2 separate regions of the Mus musculus genome follow, and region 1 is linked to region 2. The links are chromatin loops, found by intact Hi-C in ENCODE. Cell type or tissue: left cerebral cortex. All regions are shown on one strand. Links, peaks and the distances in the headings refer to the core of each region. The heading gives the core; the rest is flanking DNA.

What was found. A loop is a pair of places that touch in the nucleus more often than their neighbours do. Peaks named below come from ENCODE experiments on the same cell type or tissue, not always from the same donor. Only the 100,000 strongest peaks of a DNase experiment are listed, where the experiment ranks them.
Region 1: a loop joins it to region 2, with 2.7 times the contacts of the local background. A loop is called at or near these places in 18 of 42 quality-filtered maps.

What each region holds. Positions count from the first base shown.
Region 1 is chr4:70,267,851-70,277,038 of GRCm38, forward strand. It overlaps Cdk5rap2 (CDK5 regulatory subunit associated protein 2), which reads right to left. Exons shown (of 37, transcript NM_145990.4): 22 at 8,624-8,858; 23 at 4,794-4,925. Among named protein-coding and RNA genes, the nearest start is that of Cdk5rap2, 140 kb to the right of the region's middle. In left cerebral cortex, for the core only: no CTCF peak of the experiment used is centred there; DNase peaks (open chromatin) are centred at 4,962, 5,273, 5,745 and 6,050; H3K27ac peaks cover 886 bases.
Region 2 is chr4:70,351,207-70,361,943 of GRCm38, forward strand. Cdk5rap2 (CDK5 regulatory subunit associated protein 2) reads right to left here. Exons shown (of 37, transcript NM_145990.4): 7 at 9,605-9,759; 8 at 3,507-3,669; 9 at 2,404-2,445; 10 at 1,463-1,582. Among named protein-coding and RNA genes, the nearest start is that of Cdk5rap2, 54 kb to the right of the region's middle. In left cerebral cortex, for the core only: a CTCF peak has its summit at 5,079 (motif pointing left); DNase peaks (open chromatin) are centred at 1,887 and 5,027; H3K27ac peaks cover 583 bases.

The DNA.
Region 1 (9,188 bases), core at 1,189-9,188, 83 kb before region 2:
TTATCCACTCAGACATCTTTCTAGGCCTGAAAAATCTCTTCTTTAAAATCAAAAGACCTGGTCTCCAACACTGGCTGTGCCACTTTGTTTTAAATAACCTTACTTGAGCAAATTAATGGGCCACTCTGAGCCTCCAGAATTTCACTTGCAAGGTAACAAGAACACCACTCAGGAGAAGAACCAGCAGTATTTGTTGGTTGAGATTATATTGAACAATATCAGAAAAAGACTAACAGGAATAATAAATTCAGCAGTAAATGAATTCAGAGAACAGGAATGCTCCTTGATTCTTTAGAACCAATTCGTCAACGATGGAAGAAGATGTCATCATGGAAGGCATCAAAGCAAAGGCTGGCTCAGGAAAAGGCTTTAAAGACAACAACATGAGCCGGACTAGATGATCTAGGATGGCTTTCAGAAAGACAGTCTGTGGAGCCACAGGTTCTATAATTTGTTCCTCACAGTCTCAAGGCTACTCTTATCATTGTTAACAATGTCAATATCATCATTGGATTTTTGGACAACAGTAGGTACATGCCTTAATAGAAGTATTCCCAATATAGCAGTTCTCCAGTGCTTAATATGTCATCAAGGGGAAACCATGCTGTTCATCTGTTTCTCTGGTATCCGGCACAAGACGGGCGATGGAAAATGTACGTGAAAACTACTGGGCTCAAAGAGGATAAGAAGCAGAAAGAACACCTGATCTCTCAGCAAGGTTTTCTTCTAGGAAGTCATCCTCCAAGATAAGGAAATATATACTAACCTAAGCCCCATAAGTTACATGTGTCCCAGGAAGCCGAGGATGCAGCCTACCACATCTATAGACCACAATGTCATGCTGCAACATCAAAAGATTGAATAGCCCCATGAACATAGAAACCTCATACCATGGCTTGCTTTTGATAGTATGAAGAAGAAATCTTTCTTCCCTCAAAAAACTAAACATAATCTTGATGTGTTTTGTGAAGGAATAAAACATAAAGCATAGAAAAAGGCAACTCCTACACAAATGTCACTTTGAGACCTGGCACTTAGAGTGACAGGGGTATTGTGTATGCTCACACCTTCACTTTAAACTCTGCTCCTAACAAACCAACAAGCATAGCATTCCTATATGTCACCCTTTAGACGCACCCTCAAGGTACTATGGAAACACAATACAAGTAGAAGCTTCCTAAAATATATACTGTCAGAGACCATCCCGTGAGAAAGTGAGCCCTTCACAATCTCCTTAACAAATCAAGGGCCTTGTACTAAGAGCTGGTTGTCACCCCCCTTTCCTCCCTATTCCTTTCCTGGCACCTGAGGCTGTAAAAGCTAAATTATAGTCCCCTCTTCCCTATCTCTTCCTGAGTTCCCATGCCATCCAAGGACATGAGTTACGCCTGAGCCCAGCCTGACCCCCAAGGCCGTCAAGGAGGATCGATGTTCCAGAGATAAGATCCAGAGTGCCCACTGCCTGGCGCCTGACTTCGGCCCCCATGTCAGCAGATGCCCACTTCTTTGTTCTTTGTATAATTCTCCCTAGACCCCTCCCATATTCCCCGAGATGTATGCTTTAAAAAGAAGGCACCTCAGCCTAATAAACGAGACCTTGATAGGTTCAATCTACTTGGTCCTCCGACTCTTCTTTCTTTTACTCCCATTTCCTTCCAGGTTTGCGGTCCCCCTCGCACCCACGAATAACTGAATCCCGCGGGACGGGATAATATACATATATGAAGGTGATCTAAGTGAAATGCCAAACAATGGAGGAGACAGAGTCCCAATTGTTCATCTCTTGTCACCAAATGAAACCTTCAGTCCTGAGATGGGTTACATTTAATTGAATTGTTGGTCAAAGAGGTCCCATAGGAATCTCCAAACAACTCAGGCTGTTGCCAAGGCTACGGGTTGTTCTCACAAACTGTCAGCAAGGCCCCATTACTGAAGAAAACACCTGCATATCTTGTTGAGCATGGAGAAGTCAAGCTGGTATGAACAGTCTTCACTCCCATTTCCTAGGTTCTACTATCTTTGGTAAAGGATGGTCTTATACCTACTACCGAAAGTGAAATGTAAACACCAAGCCAGCCACAAAATCTTTACTCTGCAATGATATTCTGTCTGCAAGAATTGCTAGGGCAATCGTGACTCAAACATTTTGGGAATAACCAATCAATATCTGATTTGACTTCAGGATTACTCCATGAGATGGGATCTATACCTGGCACAGCTTGAGTGACCAAGAAACAGAGACTACATAGCCCAGGGACATAGGGTAAAAACAAATACTACTATTCTTTTTAAAAAACAGCAGTAAAATGACTCCTAATGACATTCTGCTATACTCAGAGCAGTGCCTTGTTTAGCCATCACCAGAGAAATACCATCCTGCAGCAAATGAGACAAATACAGAGACAGCTAGACACAATGCAGAGAATGAAAAACCTTAGAACACACAGACTTAAATGAGATATCTCCATCAAATTCTTCCCCTCAGAGTTCATGGAAATCTCCAGACAAAGATAAGGAAAGAGTCTGAGAGGCAAAGGGGATGGAGGATATCATGAAAATAAGGCCGTCTAAATCAATGTAATTAAAGTTCTCATGAACTCCTAGACTGATGCAGTAGTCACAGGACTGCATAGGTCTGACCCGGGTCCATCCGGTATACATTATGGCTTCCAGTTTAGTGCTGTTATTGGATTTGCACTGAAGGTACAAATCAGTGGTCTCTGATTCTTGTGGCTTCTCTTGAGATATTTATTTTCCTTCTATTGGTTTGTCTTGTTCAATTCCCATGTGATAGTTTTTGTTTCATCTTATTACACATTCTTTTGTATTATTATCCACTAGAAGCCTGTTTACTTTCAAATCAGAAACACGGAGTAGTAGATCGTGACAGGTGAGCAGGTGAGGGGGAACGTGGTGGAGCCGAGCCAGGGGAAACTATAATCAGTATACATTATGTGAGAGAGAAAAAAATCCATTGTCAGTAAAAGGAAAACAAAAACACCACCACCACCACAACCTGTCTTAAGAAGAAGTACCCTCAAAAGTCCACCGTCTACAATAGTTGTGAATTAGCAGAGGCAGGGATTTGACTTCTTAGCTCCAAGGCCAATATATAGCAAGTCTTATGGCCTGCATCAGTAACGCAATGTCACTTTGCTAACCTCTGCTCAGCAGCCCAAAATGAAGTTCTGAAGAAAGCACCTCCACTGTTTGGTTAAAACTGTATGAACGCTGTGAGAAATGTGTATATGTATAATGTGTATAATGTGTATAAGTACACGTCTGAACTCACAGGCTGGCAGGCCTGGGACTTAAGATTATGCATGTACCAAAAGCGGCTTATGTGCCCAGCACCCCACCTGAGTTGTCTGTGTTACTGAAGGCTTTAAGAGCTGGAGGATCTACCCAAACTATAAAACAGAAACACTGCAAATGATGCTTTCTGTTAAACTACTCCTATGATTGGGGTCTCCTATGTCAAAAGCATGAGTAGAGACATCTCTGAAGCCTCAAGAGTAAGGCCAATAGGACCCGGGCAACTTATGGCCTCCATTCACTCCCCAAGCACTTACCAAGGTGTTCTTGGAAAAGGAGCCAAAGGTAAGGTGTTACCCATGGCATGCGGCTCCGAGCCAGGCAGTCAGTGAACAAATTAACTCAACACCAGTATTCAAGTCCTAAGAAAGTCAAAAAGTATGCCCACAAAAGATACATTGAGGGTAGAGACCTCAGAATGAAGCTTCAGCGAGGCAAGGAAAAGGGGAATTCAAGAAGAAGCAGCCACATGTGTATTGCACTGGACGCACACTCCTAAAGATATATACAGCTCAGTGACAAGTGGTTACTGAGAGAGTAAGGCACCATCCAGAGACCTCCACCATTCGCTAGCCATGAACAAGGACCAGGCTCCACAGCTTCTAAAATCAGCACCTCCACTAGGGAGCAAGTGTTCAAACACATGAACCTGTGAGAGGCATTTCACATGCAAACCATAACCCACACTGAGCTAAGCAGCACTTTGCTGCCTGGTACAGGAGCTTTGGACTGAACGCCCAGAACACCCAGAAGAAACACAAGGCCGTGCAGTCGTCCAGGCTGAGGAGAATGCACTGCAGACCTTCTGAGGCCACGGCTCAGTCTTTTTCCAGAGACTGGTTATTCCCTAGCCATCTCATCACAGATTTAGAGTTCCCAATGATCACAACGTTTTATGAAGTGAATTCTATCCAAAACAAGAGTGATTTTGTTTTTAATGAAAAGATAAAACATCTAAGGAAAAGGGAGTAAGCATTAAGCATTGGCTCATCTTGGATAAACAGAAATGTGGATAGTTGTTGTACTGTCCTTTATGTATATCTGTGTGCTTTTAATACTTCATAATTAAAGGGAGGTGATACAACTTGCTGGAGGCCTCGCTGCTCGTACAAAGACAAATTCAACAACAGCTAACATTAAGCTGGATCCTAGTGGCCTGCTACGATCCCATGTCCATGAAGTGTGAGATGCTCTGAGCAATGACTGTGTTATATGAAACAACCTGAGCCCACCTTCTACCTCGAAGAGTCTGATGCTAGACCATTAAGTCCCAAAGACGTTATGATGTTCCCTGACTCTTCTGGCTCCCTCCCAGCTGTGTGACCGACCCTAAGTCAGTAATTTTCAAATTAACCTCACCAGTCCTACATGTTATATGGGAATGCTAATCAAAGCCCTCAAGAGGCCTAGCAAGAACATTGATATAAAACAATCCTGAACAATGTCTAGTACTCAGTAATAGGTGGTTGAATTCTAACCGATCTCAAAGCTTGTATATTGGTCACTGTCCATGTCCTTGTCTCTCCCAGCAGACTGTGTGGTTTCAGGTCCTTCTTGCTCGCCTGGGTTGTCCTGGAAGGCTGTTCTCACAACAGCCTGGGCTGCAGGCACTGGCAAGGAGACAGAAAAATAAAACTGTAGATTGAAATTTAGCCAAGCAACTGAGAAGAACACAAAGATACAACCGGGAGAATAAAAACACTAGGGAGGGAAAATGCAATTTATAAGATAAAATTAATCTATCGAGCTGCCATAACAGGACATAAAAGCATAAATATAGTACAGCTTGTCTGAAATGGTTTAAATCCAAGTTCTCAAAAAAATGAGTGAGAAAATGAATTCCATCAACCCATGCCCACTTTTGCAAAATTCGAGAAGCCCAGAGGCTCCTGGGTGATGGCCAGAGCAATACTCAGCTTCTGAGATGTTGAGATACCTGGATGATGCACCCCAGGGTCTCAGCAAGTGTACAGAGCAGATGGCAAGTCCTAGAAAAATGCCAGTCTCTCTGCTGGGCTGAGTCACCTCTGTCACAGCACTTTCCCCTCATATGCTACCCCACCAACGCTGATTTAATTATCTGCCCCCTCCGTATATAAGACAGGGAGCTCTGAGAAGGTAGAGAACTATATGTGGTCTGTCTTCCTCCTAGTCTCAAAGCTGGCCGGAGACACAGCAGGTAGTTAGATAATGTATACCAACAGGGTAACTAAATGCCTAGATGGGTTAATGGGGAGCAGGAAAGGAGGGAGGCAAGTCTGATTCTATGGAAGATGACTGACCCTGAAACGTCAAGTAGGTGAATCTAAGAGACAACCTAAAATAAAAGTGAAGCTGCCTCTGGCTGCAGAGCATGAAAAAGTCCCTATGAGAGTATTTATGTGCTAGGTCTCCTGGAAGAAGAAAGAATACGAGCTTTGGAGACAGTCAGGCTACCTCAAATGGAGCTCCGGCAATGAGTACCAGTGTGACTGTGGCCAAGTCACTCTGTCTCTTCAACTGCTGCCTGGGCTTAAGATAGACAATAATTACTGGAGCTGCCTCCAAAGATGGTAGGAAGATTCAATTACATCATGTATTTAATGTGTACAATGGATTCCACAATTAAAAGGTACTCTAATTTTAATGCCACAGGAAGCCCAAGGCTCTGAGAATTACCTCCAGTTCCTGACCCACTCTAGAAATGCCCTGGTCTGGCACGATTTCATATTCAATACTCGAATCTTTCATTGGTAAGCTAGAAACTGCCAAGCTTTCTGAACATTCGTCTCAGTTCCTGCTCTAAGAGAACCTGGGCTGTCTCATGGAAACAGCTTCTCCTGCCGCCTCTGAGGTTGAGGTTATTATTCCTACATTCTGGTATCCTAAGCCTAGGGGGTCTATACGAACCTGTGCTCCTTGCTCCCATGTGCATACCACTTACTCCTCCAGATATCCCCACTGTGCAGCTCCTGCAGCAGACTGCCTGCTGACTGATCGCTCTTTCTTCCCTCAGTCATCCCAGTCCCTGCTTCACTGGGTCTCTACAGATTCACTGGTAACATGGAACCTGGTGGCCCTACCGCTTTATCTAGCCTAACATCACAATTCCTCAGGTGTCTATCCATGCTGTCTCCACCTTCTCACCTTCATGGTCTCTCTCTCTCTGTAAACCATGTCAATCAAGCCCCTCCCACAAAAGCTTTCTTCTTAAAGGAAGGCCTTAGTAATCACTAAGGCATATCCTCAAGCCACATTTTACTATCAATATCTGACTATCGATCGCTCTAACTCGGCTTCTGAGATGTTGAGACGCCACCAGTACTTGGTATCCCACCTCACCTGCTGCTCCTCCTCAATTGACCTTCTAACCTCTGGAATGCCCAGCCTCAAAGTATGGCTCTGAGCTACACAATATCAAATATTGGTATTCACGGCTGTTCCCTGGTTTCTTTTCAAACTTATTTGCCTCTCCTAGACACCAAACTCACCAGTTGCCAGCTGCCTACCTAAAGTCTCTACTAAGATGTCCAACAAACTCTTAACCAGAAATCTAGCATCCCCCAAGCCACCCTCTCCTGTGGTCTTTCCTATGCTGTTGAAAAGCAACCACATCCTTCCAGTAGAGTGCAAAGGAAGCTACCCCTTTAAAGTCCAAGTTGTACCCTTCCTTCAAAAAGTGAAGTAATACACTTTCAGACCTTAGGGTCACCAGCATAACTTTAACGCCACTTCATAATGAAACAGTACAAATGATATGTGAACGAATGGGGCTAGGTATCAATAAGCTTAAATCACAAAAGCAATCAGCAAGCTTCATTTGCCCCAAATACAGTACTTTGTCAATTCCTGTTTTAAAGCTTAAGTCAGACCATGTCCCTCTGAGGCTCAGAAGCCTCCAACAGTCTCTAATCTTGTGAAGATGGCATCCTACAATGGTCTCTTGAATCACACTTGGTTTGCTGCTCACTGACCTCATCTTGCACACATCTCTGCCTATCTCACAGGCCATGCGCACCAGCCATATAACTGTTCTCCCTTCTCTATACCGAAGTCCTCACGTATCAAGCAACACCGGGGCCTTTCCCCTTGTCCCTCCTCCCAGAAGGACCAGCACGATGCCACCTCCTAGTTTCCAACCAAATTCCATCTTGTCAGAGCATTCCAACATTCCTGAGCATTGGTGAGCCCAGCTGACTCCTCATTCCCCAAGCTTCATCCTGCTATACTTTTCTCCACAGCAGTCTTCACAAGCATTGTACACATCCTTATAAGCTGTCTTCACACACTCAAACACATAAACTGGAAACAGACCTCATCTCCTTTGTGCTCCTATCGCCAGAGAGCCTAAACAGACCTCGGCTTACAGGGTTTAATTAACCTTTCCTTGGTGGATAAAGCTTTATCATGTGACTATTATTTGCTTACAGTAGGAGTCAATATCAAGTGTCCACATAGGCATATTAGTAGGTTCCTGAACCTTTGGGGTAAATGTAAATGCTACTTTTTGTGGTGACCTAAACTGTTCTATGAGGGTTCTTCATACTCTCCAGATTCTCAGAGGGTTGGTGGTCTGTGATCTTGAAGTACTACTATCCTGGACTAGGAGACACCACCTGAGGTGTTTTGCCTAAGTCTTTGGATTCTCCACAGGTCTCAGAGAGTCATGAGTAGGGAAGTGGGTTACTTGTATAAAATAGACAGAGTCAGCAGCATTTGAGATCAGCCTCAGGTTAGGCAGAGAACTCTGTAAAAAGACCATCACTTACAAACCAGACTGCCACCTACTAAGACTCTCACAGGTCTGGGAGCTAGGCTCCCCAAAAAAACCCAGATTTAAACCCAAGCACCTGTGTCTATGGGAGGCCTGTTCTGTTCTCAAAGGAAAAAGGAGAAATAAACGTGTGTGTGTGTGTGTGTGTGGGGGGGGATATGGAGGGGCTGGTGTGTGTTGGGGAAACTCTGGGATATAATATATGAAAGAAGAACAAGTTTGAAAAAAATGGTCCAAAACAGCAAAACAATAACAACACTACCCTAGGCACCCATACACAATTTCAAAGGAATGCAGCAGAGAGCCCTCCTCCCAGGACCTGAGAATACTACAATTCCCACACACTAGTCCAGATTCCAGAATAAAAGAAATCAACTGATTTGTTTCCCTTTCTTGTATTCTTCCACTGTGCATTTTTCAGGAGTTAAGATTAATCACTGCCGTTCACAGAATTTATATACAAACTTTCTGCAATTCTGAACAACAGGACTAGCATTTAGTCAGCCCCGTCGGCTGCTCACCCAGCTCACAGAGACACATTTTCTTGATGCTTACCATTCACCAGCGCAGAGTTGGGCACCGGCAGCCCCTCCATCATTGCCTCTGCCAGAATTAGCTTCTCATGGAGTTGCTTGTTGCGGGTTTTGAATTCTTTCAGCTCCCTCTGCAGCTCTAGAACCTGGCCTTGGAGTTGAGCCACCACCACCTCTGGCGAAGCAGGAAGATTATATAAATTTTCCAATAACTCAGGTGTCTTTAATTGGATCAACAAGCCCGTCTTCTCGGCATCCTGGAGACAGACAAGTATAGCACTGAGTATGCTTAAAACACACTTTCTTTTGTTTCATGGGCAACATACTTGTGTTTTTAAAATAGGTTTCAAATTGTTCACCCACACCTCTAGTCTGATAATAGAATCTATCCCTAAGAGAGGGCATAGATTTTGGAAGATTCCCCATCCTCCCTGAAAAACATACACACCGACAGTCAAGAGTCTTCCCTAGACGCTCTCTGGGCCTTGGTCCATGGATTTCATTGGATAATCCAAACACTCTAAATATGGCCACACAATCTTCTAGGAAATGGTTTTGTTTTTGTCTTTATCTCTTTCCTCATTTCC
Region 2 (10,737 bases), core at 1,304-9,303:
ACCCTTGGCCAGCCTATGCTTTCACTGACTATATTGGTCAACTCAGAATCTTAACTCATGACTAACAACATGATTCCCAAGTCAGCTGACTTTGCCTGTCTACGCACTTCAGACTAGTTAAGCCCTCTGCCTCCTAACAAGGAGGCCTCACAGCCCTCAAGGCCAATGCTCCTGTCTCAATGCCATCTTCTACTCTCCATGCTCTAAACCATGTCAGTGTCACCACAGATCCCCAGTCATCCGAGACAAGACACCTAGAGTCACCTTGACTGTTCGTTCTCTGAAGTCTCAGATCTAAGTATCAGATTTTCCAAATGTATCTCTATTTTTAATTATTTCTAGCATTATTTCTTGAATACCGTCTTCTTCCTCCAGTTAGCTGTGATCTCTGTTCTAAAAAGGCCTTTCTTGGTTCTTACTTTGCCTCTACTCTCTACCTCCTGAATCCACCCTTTTCAATACAGCCAGAGGCGCCTCTATGGTGACAATGTAGCTGTTACTTCGGCTACTCGTACCCTGCAAGCAGATAATATGATTAGTTCCCAACACAACTAGACCCTTGCAGCCTATCCAATATCTACAGTTTTATCTAAATCGTGCACTTCGTTCCCCTCAAACCCCAGACCATTTGTGCAGCCACACACCACATGCTTTGGCCATTGTGTCTCCAAACTGGCCTCCCATCTGCAGCTCTTTAGCCGCTTATGCCTTCTCACCATTCAGGGCTCAGCATCAGTTCAGCATCTCCTCCTCTAAGCAACATCTACTCCTCACATCCACCCTAATCCCTCTGCCTGCTCAACCCCTGTACTTGCCTCAGTTCCAACACCCATCACTCTGACTTGCACATCACACCATAGAGCTGGGTCTCTCTGGTGAGTGAGAGCCTTAGTTATTCACTGAGATACAACAGACTTCAGTACCAAAAGTGATTAAAAAAAAGAGCCATCAGCCACTACCTTGGGTACCAAAGGCAACAAGCCAGGTAGGCTTTTTGCTTTCCAGCCACAGCCTTGCCTCCCAAATTCCTTCATCTCAAGTTTCAGCTGTCCTTCAAGAGTCAACCTGTACTGTCCTTTAAGGCAGTCCCTAGCCACATGTCTGGCTAAGTCTCAAGTGAGAGGCTAGAGGTACGGCTGTCCTTTAAACTCTTGGTATTGAGGGACAAAATGCTACATAGCTCACCACTGCTTAGTTCATGGCATTCATGTTGAAATGATTATGTTTATGTATTATTTAAATTAACTTACATCACTGCATCTCTTTCAATGTGGCTTACTAGAAACTTCCATCCATATTTAGCTGCAGACAGCATTAACTGAGGTTTACCACAACTCCAAATGACCAAAGGACCCACTTTCTGTACTATCCTAGCCTTACAGACTTTCTGTAAACTTCATGGTAGGACAGGCAAGCCACAGAAACTAATAAAGAAAAATCCCACTTCACTCCTCAGACATACCTCTCTTTCCTTTGATTTTAATGCCATGGTTAGACCCTGAATGGCTTTATAACTCTTTAAGTTATTTTTCTTCTCTGTAGCAATTTCTCTTTCCTTCTCTCTCAGGTCCTCCTGAAGTGCCTAAATTAGATTAGAAAAAGATTCACGAAGTTGATGTGTTCCAACCAAAATGCACTGTAAATATATCTTTAAGAGCACACTCAAATGCAGTTATTCTATCTTATTCCTGTCAGCCTGTGATTAATGTTTCCTAGTTGAGCCGACTGCCGTGGCATCAGCTCCCAGATACTGTGTTACTGCTCAAAGCAACAGGGCCGGGTGAAGGGAAGGGAATCAGATCGCAGGAGCAGCTGACAGCTATTCCTATGGGAAGGACGCCAGTGCCTTCTAAAATCTGAATACAGTCACATCAGAGTCTTCGAAACTGTACCAGGTTATTTGAGGGAAATAACAGATCATTAATTTCATTCCTTAATGCTACAAAAGCTAGGAGAGAGTCTGGTTTGATGGAGACTGAGCCATACATTTATAGTCCTTAGTTCATGTCTTAAGATAATCAGTACTGCCTCCCTTCTGGGCTGTCGTGAGGATCAGATGAGATAATGGATGTGAAAGTGCTTTCTACACTGGCAGGCACTGTACAAATTCTAGCTGTCGTGACTAAAGGCCCCGGGAGCCTGGGTGTTGGAATCAAACAAGAAAATTACCCCTCTCCCACCTATGTAGTCATGGGCAAGTGACTTCACCTTCTGAGTCTCAGGTACCACATCTGTAAAATGGGAATGTCCATGGGATGAAACTAATGCACGGACTGAGCAACTCTCTCTACTGTGCTTCATGCGTAACTGAATGGTACAAAGAATTATTTCTTACACTCAGAATCAAATGAGAGGCAAGCAGAGAGAAAGTCTTAAATGTGGTCTTAAAATGAATCAACATACCTGGATCCTCTCTTCAAAGTGGTTTCTCTCCTTCTGCCATTCCTAAGAAAAGGCATTCATGAGTGAGCCGAAAGAGGAGTACCCAGAGAGGAGGAGCATCAGAAGGCTTCCCCACAGCCCTTAGAATGAGCCTCTTCTGTACTCCCTCCACTGCTGTGGCCCTCATTAACAAAAGAGCACCCTTCTTGGCCCCACCCACAGCCTGAGTTGGTTTGCTGGAGGACAAGTGTGAAGCCTGCTGCCCACACGCTTGACTGCTAGTCCATGGCAGTGCTTCAGAAGGGAAGGTAAAGGGCCCCTTAGAGGACAGGGCCTGGGAGGTCAAAACAGGAGGAAGAGCAGCAGCAACTACACTGCAAATGAAAATTGATCAGGCTCAAGTCTGCTAATGTGACAAGGACAAGAACGCTGCTCCATGAAGAAATCAGGACCTTTCTTGAGCTTCCAGAGCACACCCTGATATGAACAGACCACGCAGCAGCCGCCTTTGCCCAAAGAGAATGGAGGGCCAAGATAGCTTGCCCTGGAGGCTACAAGAACAAAGAGGGGTCCAGGAGATTTGGGCCTAACTACTAGCCACTCACTTCTTGGCACCTAGAGAAATATGACCACTCTGAAGCTGATCCTAAACTCAGGCAGGGAGGGGCTCACAAGCTCTACTTGGTCAAGAGGCCAGGAGGCCTGAACAGGGTAGTATGTGTTGTCATACCCAGAACCTGTTATTCCCCTTCTGCCATGTCCTTGGGTGTTTCACACCAAATATGGCCTCAGACCTATCCCTAACCACAAAGGAAACATGGACATGGACAAAGCACCGGTTTTACACTAAAAAAAAAAAAAAAAAAAAAAAAAAAACCCTACGGATGAAAAGGAAGGAAGCCCCGGGGTGACAGCAAAACACATGTGGGGAAATATAGACGCACAGGTTCGGGACACGGGAACAAAGGCAGGCCCTAACAAAGGCAGCTACTGCTGATTCCTCCACTGACTGAGAGCTGGCGCGGACAAGTTACTGTGCAAACCACGCAGCACGCTGAAGAGCCCCCCACTTTCCATGGAGCAGTCTGATGTGTTCCCCCTCCTGCTGTGCCCTGTCGCCTCACCTCAGCGTCTCTCTCTTTTTCTTCCCTCAGAGTGGCAGAAAGTCCTCGGAGTTCTCCAGATGACACGTTCTCGTCAGGAGATGCCATCTGAGATTTTTCCTCTTTAAGGCACTGAATTAAAGCTTCTTTGCTCTTCAAAGACAGCTTCAACTCCTCAATCAGTCTAAAAGAGAACAAAATTTAAATATTAATTCTGAGCTGCTCTCTTAGCTCAGTGGAGCAGGAGGAGGTAGGAAAGAGGGCCAGACATCTTCAAAGTAGATGTGTCCAATGAATACACATAAACAAAATTGCATTCTGCAGGTCAGAGAGCAAGGAACAGAATTGATGTGACATTAATGAGTCCTCTTGTCTCTAGCCTTGCCCAGGGATTTAGCTCAAGCTGCACCATCTCTGGTCAAAGACCTTCAGCATCTCCACGCCAGCAGCAGATTGCTAAGTTTAAGTAAGAAATCCCCTCTCCAAAAGAAATCTGTCCCTAAAGCCTAAGCAAACAACCAACCAAAAGCTGGTTTGGTGGGTATAGATTTAAAAAGCAGGACTCTCTCCATAGCTCACAAACAATGCTTAAAAACATACCACATCTCAAGCTAATGGTTGCACTTCGGGATAAGGCATCCAGGCTTCCAGCTCTTAAGTCATAACAGCTCCAGTTTCGTCTTGGGCCCTATCAGCCCACAGCAGCTCACAGAGAGCTCGCTCCAAAGCTCTCCTGTGCCCCTCCATGCCTTTGCATATGCTATCGCTACCTTCTGTCCAAACCCATTCCTATTCTCCCTGACAAGCACCAGAGCTCCTTAAATTGCATCTTCTATCTCTGAGTCTCAGAGAAGCTTTGCCACATACAACCATAATGTCTTGTAGAAAATGTGAACTTTTCCCTCTTCGGAACCAAATTTGATGTCCTTGGATCAACTGCTCTGTGACCAAGCTAAGTTATTCAATCTCTCTGAGCCTGTGTTTGGACAACTTAAAACAAAAGTGTACTTCTGACCTACAGCTGAACTCAACAAATGACAACTGCAATGCTGATTATATGTATGTGCACGTTTCGTGTACCTATGCAGATGTGTACAGAGGTCAGAGCTCAGGGTCCAGACATTTTCCCCAATGGTATCTGTACTTTATTTGGTTTTGCTGGGCTACCTGCCTGACTCACAAGCTCCAGGAACTCACTTGTCTCCGCCTTGAAATGCAGGGATGTACGTCATCACACTGAGCTTGTACCTGGGTGCTGGGACTCAGGTCCTCATGCATACACAGCAAGCGTTTTACTCACTAAGCCATCTCCCCAAATCAGCCCTGAATGTACTGTTTAAATCTTCAACACATAACATTCTTTCCGAGGACTCTACTCCAAAAAAAACTCTTCTGTGGCTAAGCCTAGAAAGCAACCCAGTTTTGTAGAAACACAGGTCTGGAGGTCTGGGAGAGTTGCCCTTGTAAAGCACCTAGCTTCCGTGCCGAAGGCCAGGAGGCAGACATGGGCAGCAAAAAACGCCTAGCAGTGCAGTGCATCAGAGCTCACCAGTAGGATCTGCAGAGCCTAGGAACCTGGAGGGAGGTGCAATACTGCCCTCTAGGGGTTCAGCTCTGATATAATCAATGGGAAAATGGAGAGCTAAGAGTCACCAAATGTACATTTAAAATGGAAAGATGGGGGTCAGAACCAGGACAACTAAAGGCTACTAAAGGCTCAGCCCATTACAGAGCAGCAGTCTTGAGCCAATAAGAAGGCACCACAGGTTGCCAACATTGCTAGGCTTTCAAGAAAAGTAATTATTCACTCTTCTGTGAAATTCAATGTTTTAAATGCCAGCAAGTAATTCAAACTTTTAAAAACTCTATTTAACTTGAAGATAATATAACTGTCGCTTATAGTCAACCTGTAGGGCTCCCCAACAAGATCACCTTCAGATGCAGAAGAGAAAAAGGCCTGCATGAAAAGGTGGTGGGAAGCCAGGAACACACTGGGAGAGAGTATGCAAGTGGGGCCCAGACCAGATTCAACAGCCTGACATGCCCAACAGCAGGTTACTCCGTGGCCAATCCAGATCCATTTCCTCTGGATGTAACTGACTAACCCTGCTGTCATGCCGGGCTAAACTTCTAACTTTGACTTAGATATGGGATATGGGAAATCGTCGAGAAGATTCAGTCCCTGGCTATTCACCAAACAGGCATCTCCTGAGGGAAAATAAAGGTGGCAGCTGCTTGCTGGTCTCTGGAAGTTTAGCTGGGACACTTTCATCTCTGCGACTGACATATTTGTAGAGCTGACAAGCCAACTTTTTATACTTGTCAAGCCAGGCCTGTGCAAATGCCAGGAAAATGCAGCCTGCAGCAGGATCTCACTTGACCATCTATAATCCATGGAGAAGCCACCACTTGGACCACTCACACCCATCCTCCCAAATGTCCTCTTCCCAAACAAATAAGAAACCAAAGCTTAAGCAACATACCCTGATGATCTATATGTGTAGCCTTTGTATACAAAGTACGAAAGCTTCCTTCCTTTGCATATACAAACCCTCTGCACGGGCAACTTCTAGGACTCCCCTAAAGCACTCTTACACAGTCTGGAAATTCATCTCTACCAAAACATTCTCTCCAGAACCAGAACCACTGTTGTCTCTGTAGTTCCAAATGCATGCCCAACCATGCTCAGCGCTGCTTACAGTGTAAATCTTCATTTCCTCCAATGCCAGCCTGAATCTAAAAACCCACTCACAGGTACCCACAGAACCCACAACTCCTGCCCTAACTGCAAACATCCTCATCCCACTCCTCGCTAGGATCACCTCCTTGTTGCTCATCTCCAAGCGGAGACAACTGTACCACCTCCCCTAAGCCACTCATTCACAAGCTGAAAGGGAGGTATCAGTCTGTGTTCCCCACTGTGCCCACTTCCCCTTCCATCACCACCTATTCAGCTGCATTCTTGGTCTAGGCCCTTCAGTCTTGGCTGTCATCACTTATCTGGACATCTGCTTCAGCATGAAAGCCCAGTGGCAATGCATCCCCAAAGCAAGCAAGGAACTGCTCTAAATTTAAATCTAATCATCTCATTTCTCCAAGCTCCCCACTAACTTCTCAATGGATTCCCCATGCCATTGTGATAAACTCCAGATTCTTTTCTCCAGGCCCAGTGATTCGTCCAGCATCCCCACACTGTGTATGCCACTTCCCTGCTCATCAATCAGTAGCCATAGTGACTATCAGAACTGTCTCCTGATGCTTACAATTAAGTAGCACTTACACAGTCACCTGACTCTGTGTCAGGCCACCATATATCATCTAACATAACCACAAGGATGGTGAACCCAGTACACTGTTATACAAAAGATGCCACCTTCACATATTTTACTACAGACTATTGTCACAATTGTTTGCTTATTAACTTTCACTGTTAATCTCTTACTCTGTCTAACTTGTCAAGTAAATCTTAACACAGATATGTATTATGGGGGAGTACATAGCAAGTGAAGGGATGGACACAGTCAGGTATGAGAGGATCAGGCAAGAGGACACCCACTTCCTTGGAAAAGTGTCTACTGGCCCATTTGCACTGAATTTGTAAATGCTACAGTAAAGCAGTGTTTATCTCCTCTAGTTCTTATCCTTCTGCCCCTCTCTCCCACACTCCTACTTAGTAACTTCATTAGCTCTGGTGCAGACAATCAAAGTCTCCCTACCTCACTCCTTTCATCACTGGTATGATGGTTATGTCCTTTATTCAGATGGCACACAAGAAGTGTTTGCTGAATAAAGGACATAACCATCCAATAGAGCCACTGAAAGAAGTGCCCAAGATGTCAGGGCCCACAAAAGACTGTCACAGGACTTCTCACAAACCCTTTCTCAACCTTCTCCTTTTTTCTCCATCATAGGTATCAAGAATTCTCCTTTTTCCCTATGGCCAATGTGGTAGTTTGAATAGGAATGGCCCCCATAGATTCATGTGTTTGAATGCTTGGCCATATTGAGTGGCACTACTAGGAGGTATGGCACTGTTGGAGGAAGTGTCTCACTGTGGGGGCAGGCTTGAGATGTTCTTCTGTGCTCAAGCTACGCTGAGTGTAACACACAGATTTCCTTCTGCTGCCTGGGGATCAGGATTAGAACTCTCAGTACCTTCTCCAGCACCATGGGTGCCTGCATGCCGCCAGGACCAGAACGGACTAAACTTCTGAAACTGTAAGCTAGGCTCAATTAAATGTTTTCCTTTGGAAGAGTTGCCATGGTCACGGTGTCTCCTCACAGCAATGGAAACCTAAGACAGCCTCTCAGACATTCTACTGTAGCCTAATCGACCTCCTGACTCCCTGCTTCTAGAATATATAGTTCTCTCAGAAAGACAAGGCTATATATATATATGCCTTCTAAGGACTTTGCTGTCAAATGACAGAGAGAGATAGATTGTGGAACACAATGACCCATGACTATCTCAGTGGGGTAGCTCTTGACTGTTCAGGAATTGCACCCAGCCTAGTTCTCCAAGCCAGCAACATGGCCCAAGAATAATACTGGATGGAAAAGGGGTAGATGGAGATGATAACTCTAAGGTCTAGGGGATTCAGTGTCTCCAACATGGCCATTTCACAGAACAAAACTAAGAAAAGGGGGTTAGCCTCTGATCTCCATGTACACACACACACACACACAATTAAAACAAAACAAAAAGAAAAGCCTCTAAAACAATGAGCCAAAAGAAAACTAAAAACAAAAAAATAAAGAAACCTAAAAAAGGCTACATACAGTCCAGTCAATGTCAGTCGTCTGAGAACCTGAAGTGTAGTTACTGAGATATGGAGACCATGGCCACCGGCTTCCTCAACACTGATTCAGCCCTCTCTCATAGAGAATCTCAGGTTTGCTCAGCTGATGTTCAACCATAACTGAAAACAAAGTGGCACACCTAAATACTATAAAGGGGCACTGAGTCAGAAGTAAAGGCAAACAGCACATGCCCATAAGAACCTAAACAGCTGGCTGGGGTGACCCTAAGCAGCTGGCCGGGGTGACCCTAAACAGCTGGCCGGGGTGACCCTAAAAGCTGGCCGGGGTGACCTAAGCAGCTGGCCGGGGTTACATGCTCCTGTAAACTCAGCACTCGGGGAGGATGGCAGCAGGGACATCAGGAATTCAAGGCCAGCCTCTGCCACACAGTGAATCTGTGCCAGCCTGGGCTATTAACTACCTAAACAATGTAATAGGGGCACACCACTTCACAGGGCACTGAGCAGCTGGGAAGAGAAAGGACAGGCACAATCCTCTAGAAAAGGCCATTCGCTCTGGAGCCATCTCATCCTCTTGTAAATGAATGGGTGTGGGTCTTCAGCCACCTATGCTAGTCTCCACGGTTTTACCTCAACCTCCCACTCAGAGACCAGCAAATAGTATAAGAGCATCGAAATATCAGAAGAAAATTTCAACTTATTCTTAACCTTTTGTCAAAAGTCTGGCTGCAAGCCACAGTGGTCATTAAAGACGGCCTAACAGCCCCACTGCCCATCCATTTCTCTAAACCAACAGCATACACTTTACTCACTATGCACTGAAGAACTCTGTATTTGGTCTACAGTGCTCTTCTTTGGCCTATTGCACTGCATACTTTGGGCCTCCAGCCAGTACTAAACAACATGGTGGAAAACAGGTCACACAAAATTCACTCGTAGTCATGGTGGGGACCAACCACTTACTGTTCCCAGTGGAAAGAACCACAGGAGGAATTTCCCTCCAATAGTGCCAAGCAAAACTGAGCTTCTCCTGAATGCATGGCTTGTTTTACCTCATGGGTTCCTTTAGCTACCAGGAAGCTATAGCCAAAAGTAAACCCAGACATGTGTAAATAGATCTGCGTATCCCTTCACAACACTATTACTGACCATCTCTCACCCACTACTAGGCCATTTCTTTTCTGCCAGCCCCACTCTGATCCCCAGTTGTCTATCTTGCTGTACTGGCTACATTCCAGTAAGTCATTACAATCTAGTGAAAAACAATGGCAGGAGGGAAGGAAAGGGAAAGGAGAGGGGGAGATCTTCTCCCATTCCACATAATGAGACGTTAGAGTTTCCCAGGGATCAGCGCCAGACCTGTCCTTCTCTTCCAGAGCCAGAGTCATCTCCAGGTCCCCCTCCTGCATCTTCTTCATCGCCGAGAGCTTGCTTTCTAAGCTGAGCCGAAGAGCCTTCTCTGTTTCTGTCCCCGCAAAGGCCTTCTCCAGTTCTGCCTGGGCGGCTTTCACATCCTACAGTTAAATTAAATGCATTTGATGCAATTTTTCAATACAATTGGGAACATTTTGAAAGGAAATTGGATTAAAATATAAATATTTATGACTTTTTCTCCAGCACATTTCCCCTCCCTGGATGTACTATACATGGAAAGAATCAGTAATAAATACATTTGCCAGCCATTTTTCCCTCTTGTATCAGAAGAGTAATGGGCACTTCCAATGGAAAAGACTCAACTCTACAAGAACTGTACTTTGGGTTTTGAAAAATCAGATCAATATTTACAGCTTCAATGAGAACAAGGAGAAATGTGCTTCTCAATACTAAATGTGCATACATTCCAGCCACCCTAATCTCCATGCAAATTCATCCCACAGCCCCTGCCCCTCACTGTTTCTTTTTAAGATAATGACTATACAATTCCAAACCACACTTCTGTAGCTCCAAGGTGATTTAGGTGGTGAAAAACTCTTATGCTCTTCCTGAGAGCTCAGAGAAGCCACCGTGGAAATTATCTTCTAAATCCTGCAGGCCATATCTCTGTTACGGAAAAGGCCCTGGTGCTCGAGAGGTGACCTGGAGTAGGCCTGTGTCTCCAACCACACAGATCACTGCCTCAGATTACACTGCAAACATAAAAGCCAAACAGAACTGGGATCAAAGGTCACCTCTCCTGCCTCCTTGCTGTGTGTTTTTGTCATTTCATCTCTGAGCCCAGGGTTCTTATTCTAGCAAACAGGGGACCCATAATTCCATTAAAGAGCTGCTGTGAGACCACCAATCCTGTAGTCCCAGAAGCTAAAAACGGCTGCCTTCTCTTCCCCTCTTAGTCCCTACACTAACACTGTCTGCTTTGGAGGCCTACCTGTCACTTCACATTTCTTAGAGAGCAACAACAATGCTGTTATTTGCCTACTAAATGCCAGGCACAGAGCAAGCAGTCTTATGTCATACTTGACCCTAACATAACCCTAAAGTGTTGTGGAGTGAGA